Linked DNA regions of Homo sapiens: region 2 is linked to region 1. A link is a loop called in an ENCODE intact Hi-C map of the cell type or tissue named here. Cell type or tissue: OCI-LY7. All regions are shown on one strand.

The links. Hi-C counts contacts between places; a loop is a spot of excess contacts. Peaks named below come from ENCODE experiments on the same cell type or tissue, not always from the same donor. Only the 100,000 strongest peaks of a DNase experiment are listed, where the experiment ranks them.
Region 2: it touches region 1 in a loop (5-fold over the local background); 3 of 110 quality-filtered maps call a loop at or near these places.

What each region holds. Positions count from the first base shown.
Region 1 is chr17:57,130,083-57,132,582 of GRCh38, forward strand. No RefSeq gene overlaps it. Among named protein-coding and RNA genes, the nearest start is that of AKAP1, 46 kb to the left of the region's middle. In OCI-LY7, CTCF peaks have their summits at 1,060 (motif pointing right) and 1,266; a DNase peak (open chromatin) is centred at 1,099; H3K4me3 peaks cover 287 bases.
Region 2 is chr17:57,402,803-57,405,302 of GRCh38, forward strand. All of the region lies in intron 6 of MSI2 (musashi RNA binding protein 2), which reads left to right. Among named protein-coding and RNA genes, the nearest start is that of MSI2, 150 kb to the left of the region's middle. In OCI-LY7, CTCF peaks have their summits at 1,443 and 1,642; a DNase peak (open chromatin) is centred at 1,459; H3K27ac peaks cover 509 bases.

The DNA of each region.
Region 1 (2,500 bases):
GAATTGAGAAGTGTTATAAATATAAAATATACACCTTATAAGAAAAATAATAATTACACATTGAAATATTATTTTGGACATTGCGGGTTAAATAAAACATAGTTACACTTTTTTTTTCTTTTTTTGAGACAGAGTCTCACTCTGTCACCCAGGCTGGAGTGCAGTGGCGCGATCTCAGCTCACTGCAAGCTCTACCTCCCGGGTTCACGCCATTCTCCTGCCTCAGCATCCTGAGTAGCTGGGACTACAAGTGCCCGCCACCACACCCGGCTAATTTTTTTTTTTTTTGTATTTTTAGTAGAGACGGAGTTTCACCGGTTACACTTGTTTTTTTAAAGGGTGGCTAGTGGACATGCTAAGATCACATGTGTGCCTCTTAGTCCTGTTGGACAGCATGGGGTGGAGGAACATCATTATAGGAGGTCATACCCTTTCAGACAGTGTTTCTCAAATGAGGGAGCTCAGGCCATTAGCCTCAGTTTACCTGGAGTGCTTGTTAAAAAAAGCAAAGTGCTGGGACCTGGACTCTACATTTTCAATAAGCCTCCCAGGCTAAACTCATGCCCACTGCTCCTATAACTAGGGACCATTTGATTTTACTCATAAACAGGCATGCTCCCTTGCTTTAGGTTGTGAATTGATGGAATCCTTGTTTCCTACGTTGACTTGGCTGCTAGGAAGTGTTCGGGACTAAGTTTTTGGTTAAGTTAGGGTTTAATTATTGTGTAATCTGGGTGGCTGTGTTGCTGTCTTCCAATGTCTTGCCTTAGGCTGGAAGTATCCCGAGGACAAATACCAAAGTCTATTTGCACAGTTGAAAGTTTCTCGCCTTAAAACAGCCGTCTTCCAGTCTCAGTTCTGTCGCTGTGGGACTTTGGGCAGGACACAGTCTGTAAAGATCCCATTCTCTTGTGGTTGTTCAGAGTATGAAAAGTGATCATTTATCTTCAATAAAACACTTACTTAAAAAAATAGAGATGATAAAGGTGAAGGCGCTTGGAGAGGGCTAGATTTCAGGGTTACTCAATGCACACAGCACAGATTGCTGCCACTGTGTCTTAGACCACTAGATGGCGCCACAGCACAAGCTACTGGAAGTGTCCTCCCCGCCTTCCACCTCCCCCCACCCCCACCCCGCACCCAGTAGTTAGAACAGCCGTCCTCCAAGCGATCTTATTATTAGAACTTAATAGAAACGCACATTCTCAGGTCCTCCCCCAGACCTCCTGAATCCAAACTCTTTTAACACACTGTCCTGATGCACACTTAAGTTTGAAAATCACGGTCCTAGAATCAGCCTCTGGGTAACTTGGGAAGAAGTGAGCAGGAAGCGGTGAAATAGAGGGTGGGCCGGCTGCAGGGGGTGAGGGTGGGTGTGCTGGAGCGGGTGAGGATGGGCCGGCTGGAGGGGGTGAGGGTGGGTGTGCTGGAGGGGGTGAGGATGGGCCGGCTGGAGGGGGTGAGGGTGGGTGTGCTGGAGGGGGTGAGGGTGGGTGTGCTGGAGGGGGTGAGGGTGGGTGTGTTGGAGGGGGTGAGGGTGGGTGTGTTGGAGGGGGTGAGGGTGGGTGTGTTGGAGGGGGTGAGGGTGGGCGTGCTGGAGGGGGTGAGGGTGGGTGTGCTGGAGCGGGTGAGGATGGGCCGGCTGGAGGGGGTGAGGGTGGGTGTGCTGGAGGGGGTGAGGATGGGCCGGCTGGAGGGGGTGAGGGTGGGCGTGCTGGAGCGGGTGAGGATGGGCCGGCTGGAGGGGGTGAGGGTGGGCGTGCTGGAGGGGGTGAGGGTGGGTGTGCTGGAGGGGGTGAGGGTGGGCGTGCTGGAGGGGGTGAGGGTGGGCGTGCTGGAGCGGGTGAGGATGGGCCGGCTGGAGGGGGTGAGGGTGGGTGTGCTGGAGCGGGTGAGGATGGGCCGGCTGGAGGGGGTGAGGGTGGGCGTGCTGGAGGGGGTGAGGGTGGGTGTGCTGGAGGGGGTGAGGGTGGGTGTGTTGGAGGGGGTGAGGGTGGGTGTGTTGGAGGGGGTGAGGGTGGGTGTGTTGGAGGGGGTGAGGGTGGGTGGGCTGGAGGGGGTGAGGGTGGGTGTGCTGGAGCGGGTGAGGATGGGCTGGCTGGAGGGGGTGAGGGTGGGCGTGCTGGAGGGGGTGAGGGTGGGCGTGCTGGAGGGGGTGAGGGTGGGTGTGTTGGAGGGGGTGAGGGTGGGTGTGCTGGAGGGGGTGAGGGTGGGTGTGCTGGAGGGGGTGAGGGTGGGTGTGTTGGAGGGGGTGAGGGTGGGTGTGTTGGAGGGGGTGAGGGTGGGCGGGCTGGAGGGGGTGAGGGTGGGTGTGCTGGAGCGGGTGAGGATGGGCTGGCTGGAGGGGGTGAGGGTGGGCGTGCTGGAGGGGGTGAGGGTGGGCGGGCTGGAGGGGGTGAGGGTGGGTGTGTTGGAGGGGGTGAGGGTGGGTGTGTTGGAGGGGGTGAGGGTGGGTGTGCTGGAGGGGGTGAGGGTGGGTGTGCTGCAGGGGGTGAGGGTG
Region 2 (2,500 bases), 270 kb after region 1:
AAAAGGCCTCCCCCATGGCCCTTTCTGGTATTGTCAGCTGGGGATGGATTCATTCTGGCTGGGTCTAAAGAATAGCCAAGTGTGTTGATGACTGTGTACGTTATAGCACTTCTCTCTTCCAGACTGATGTAAAGCAGTAAGGGGGATTTGTCCATCACCCAGCCCCACCCTGCCTAGGGAGAGGGATTGGAAATAATTAAATGAGACAGGTCCGGCTTGCATAATGGAAAGCTCTGGAGGGTGAGCCCTCTTTGCTATCTTTCTGCTTTTAAAACAAGTCCAGGGGTAGTGTTTGCAAACATGAAGTGGGATTTCTTTTTCGAGCCATAACCTGCCTTGGAATCTCATGGGCCTATTTGTGTCAGAAAAGTCGGTGCTGCCCAGATGGGCTTTTAGAGTATTCCAGACAGGCTTCTACTTGCCAACACATAGCACATCTCTGCACGTCCCCAACCCTTGGTTTCTTTCTGTCTCTCTCTCTCTCTTTCTTCCTTTCTGTATTTCTGTTTCTCTCTCTGTTGTTTTTCATTAACACTTATCATTGTGACCCAGTATGCCTCCAGTAAGACACACTGCAAGCTTTGGCCATGCCCACAGTGGCCACCATTGCTGCCCTTAGAACAGTTGTCCTTTTGTCTGAGAAGCAGTCACAAACCATCTTCCCTGGCATGGCACTCGCTGGGTCTGAAGCTGCCCAGTTAATTTTGCAGTAATGTTTGTGGACTCTGGCAGGATGTGCAGACTTATCAAGTGTTTTATTAAAAGACCAAAGAGGCTTTTGAATGTATCAAAGCCATAATGCTCTTCAATGCTCATATTTTAGTAGCTTTTTTTTCATACATAGGTTCTGTGCATTATTTGTGTCTGTCTGCAGAATGGCTTATTTCTCATTTGGCTGGTGGCTTGTGTTACTGTGTGTGTCCCCTTGGGCAGGACTCACCACCTCTCAGGATTCTGGCATAACTTATTTGAATCCAGAATGATCAAAGTCAGGGAGACTCTGCTGCTGGGCCTTGGGAGCACTACAATGATTAAATCCAGTGGTTGTGAAAGGAGGTAACAGGTAAATTGACAGACTGCCTCTCCCCTTCGGTACTTTATACTCTGGTTGAAGGAAACAGAATGAATGTGCACACACACACACACACACACACACACACACTTGCATGAAGTATATTCACACACATGTGTACACCCCCTGTGCACACACATTTCTAACTGTATGAAATTGTTTTTGACTCTCTTTAACCAACTGCAATTTAATGAGGTGTATGCGAGTGCAAAGTGTGGGATACTAGGCCAGGCCATTTACTCACATTATCTCATTTAATTTTTCTCTGGGGGGCTGGTAGTGGTATTCTCCATGTTGTAGACTGTTAAGTGGGGTCTTGATGGGATTGTCTCTTGGACTCAAGGTCACAGCTCTCCAGGAGGTAGAGCTGGGTGTGGACTCCCCCTCCAGGCTTGTCTGATAACAGCATCTGAACTCTGCACCCTGTGCCAACTGCTGATCAGTCCCCAAGATGGACTGACGATGGGCAAGATGCAAAGGACAGGAAGATATTGTGCCCTTCAGTGTGCCCCGGAGTGCTGGGGACCTGGACATTCATCACCTCATTTTACCTGTGCAGCAGATATTGGTATCCTCCAGTCTATTTGGCGAAGGTAGACAGTCAGGGCCAGGGAGGCTGAGTGTCAGCAGAGGTCACCCAGGTAAGACAGTGTAAGAGCCAGAATTCATACCCTACTTCCTTTTCCTCCAAGTCTAGAACTTTCCTTTCACAGCTTCCATGCAAGGTGTACCACTCTCTTTTTAGGTCTCCTTGCCGTCATTCCTCTCTCCTCTCCCTCATCCCATCCTGCCCGAGGTGGCAGCTTCTCCAACTGTTTATTTCAGGTGGCAATCAAGATGGGTAAGACTGCTATCAAGGGGCTGAGCTAAGGGAGTTTAAATATGTCATTACTGTAAGTGGAGTGGGTACAGAGTGACACACCGGGAGCTTTAAATAACTTAAATTGGAGGCTTGTAAACCCTTTTGTGTTTTTCTTCCACCTTCCTCCCAGAAAACACACCCCCTCTCCCCAAGGTTAGAGATGTTGTTACTTGTTTATATTTAAGATCAGGTCACGAAGCGTGGCCACTGGCATAAGGACTCTGCCAACTGAGGTTAACAGCTAACAGGTTGGCAGAATCCACACGTCACCATGAGCTACCCAGGGGTGAAGATGGCATTCCCACCCCTGGGTAGCTGTTCCGGGGTTGTCTGTCCTTGGAGAAGGGTAAGGCAGCAGATACTCCAGGGCTTCATGCTGGGCCTAACAGTGGACTGACCTCCCTGGGACAGCCTGATGGGTTGTTCCTTTGCTGGCCTCGGCTTCTCTTCTCAGGGAAGGGGTTGGAAAACTTAAAAAGGGCCAGATATTAAATATTTGCAGCTTTGCAATCCATGTAGTCCTTGTTGCAGCTACTCACTTCTGCTCTTGTAGGATGAAAGCAGCC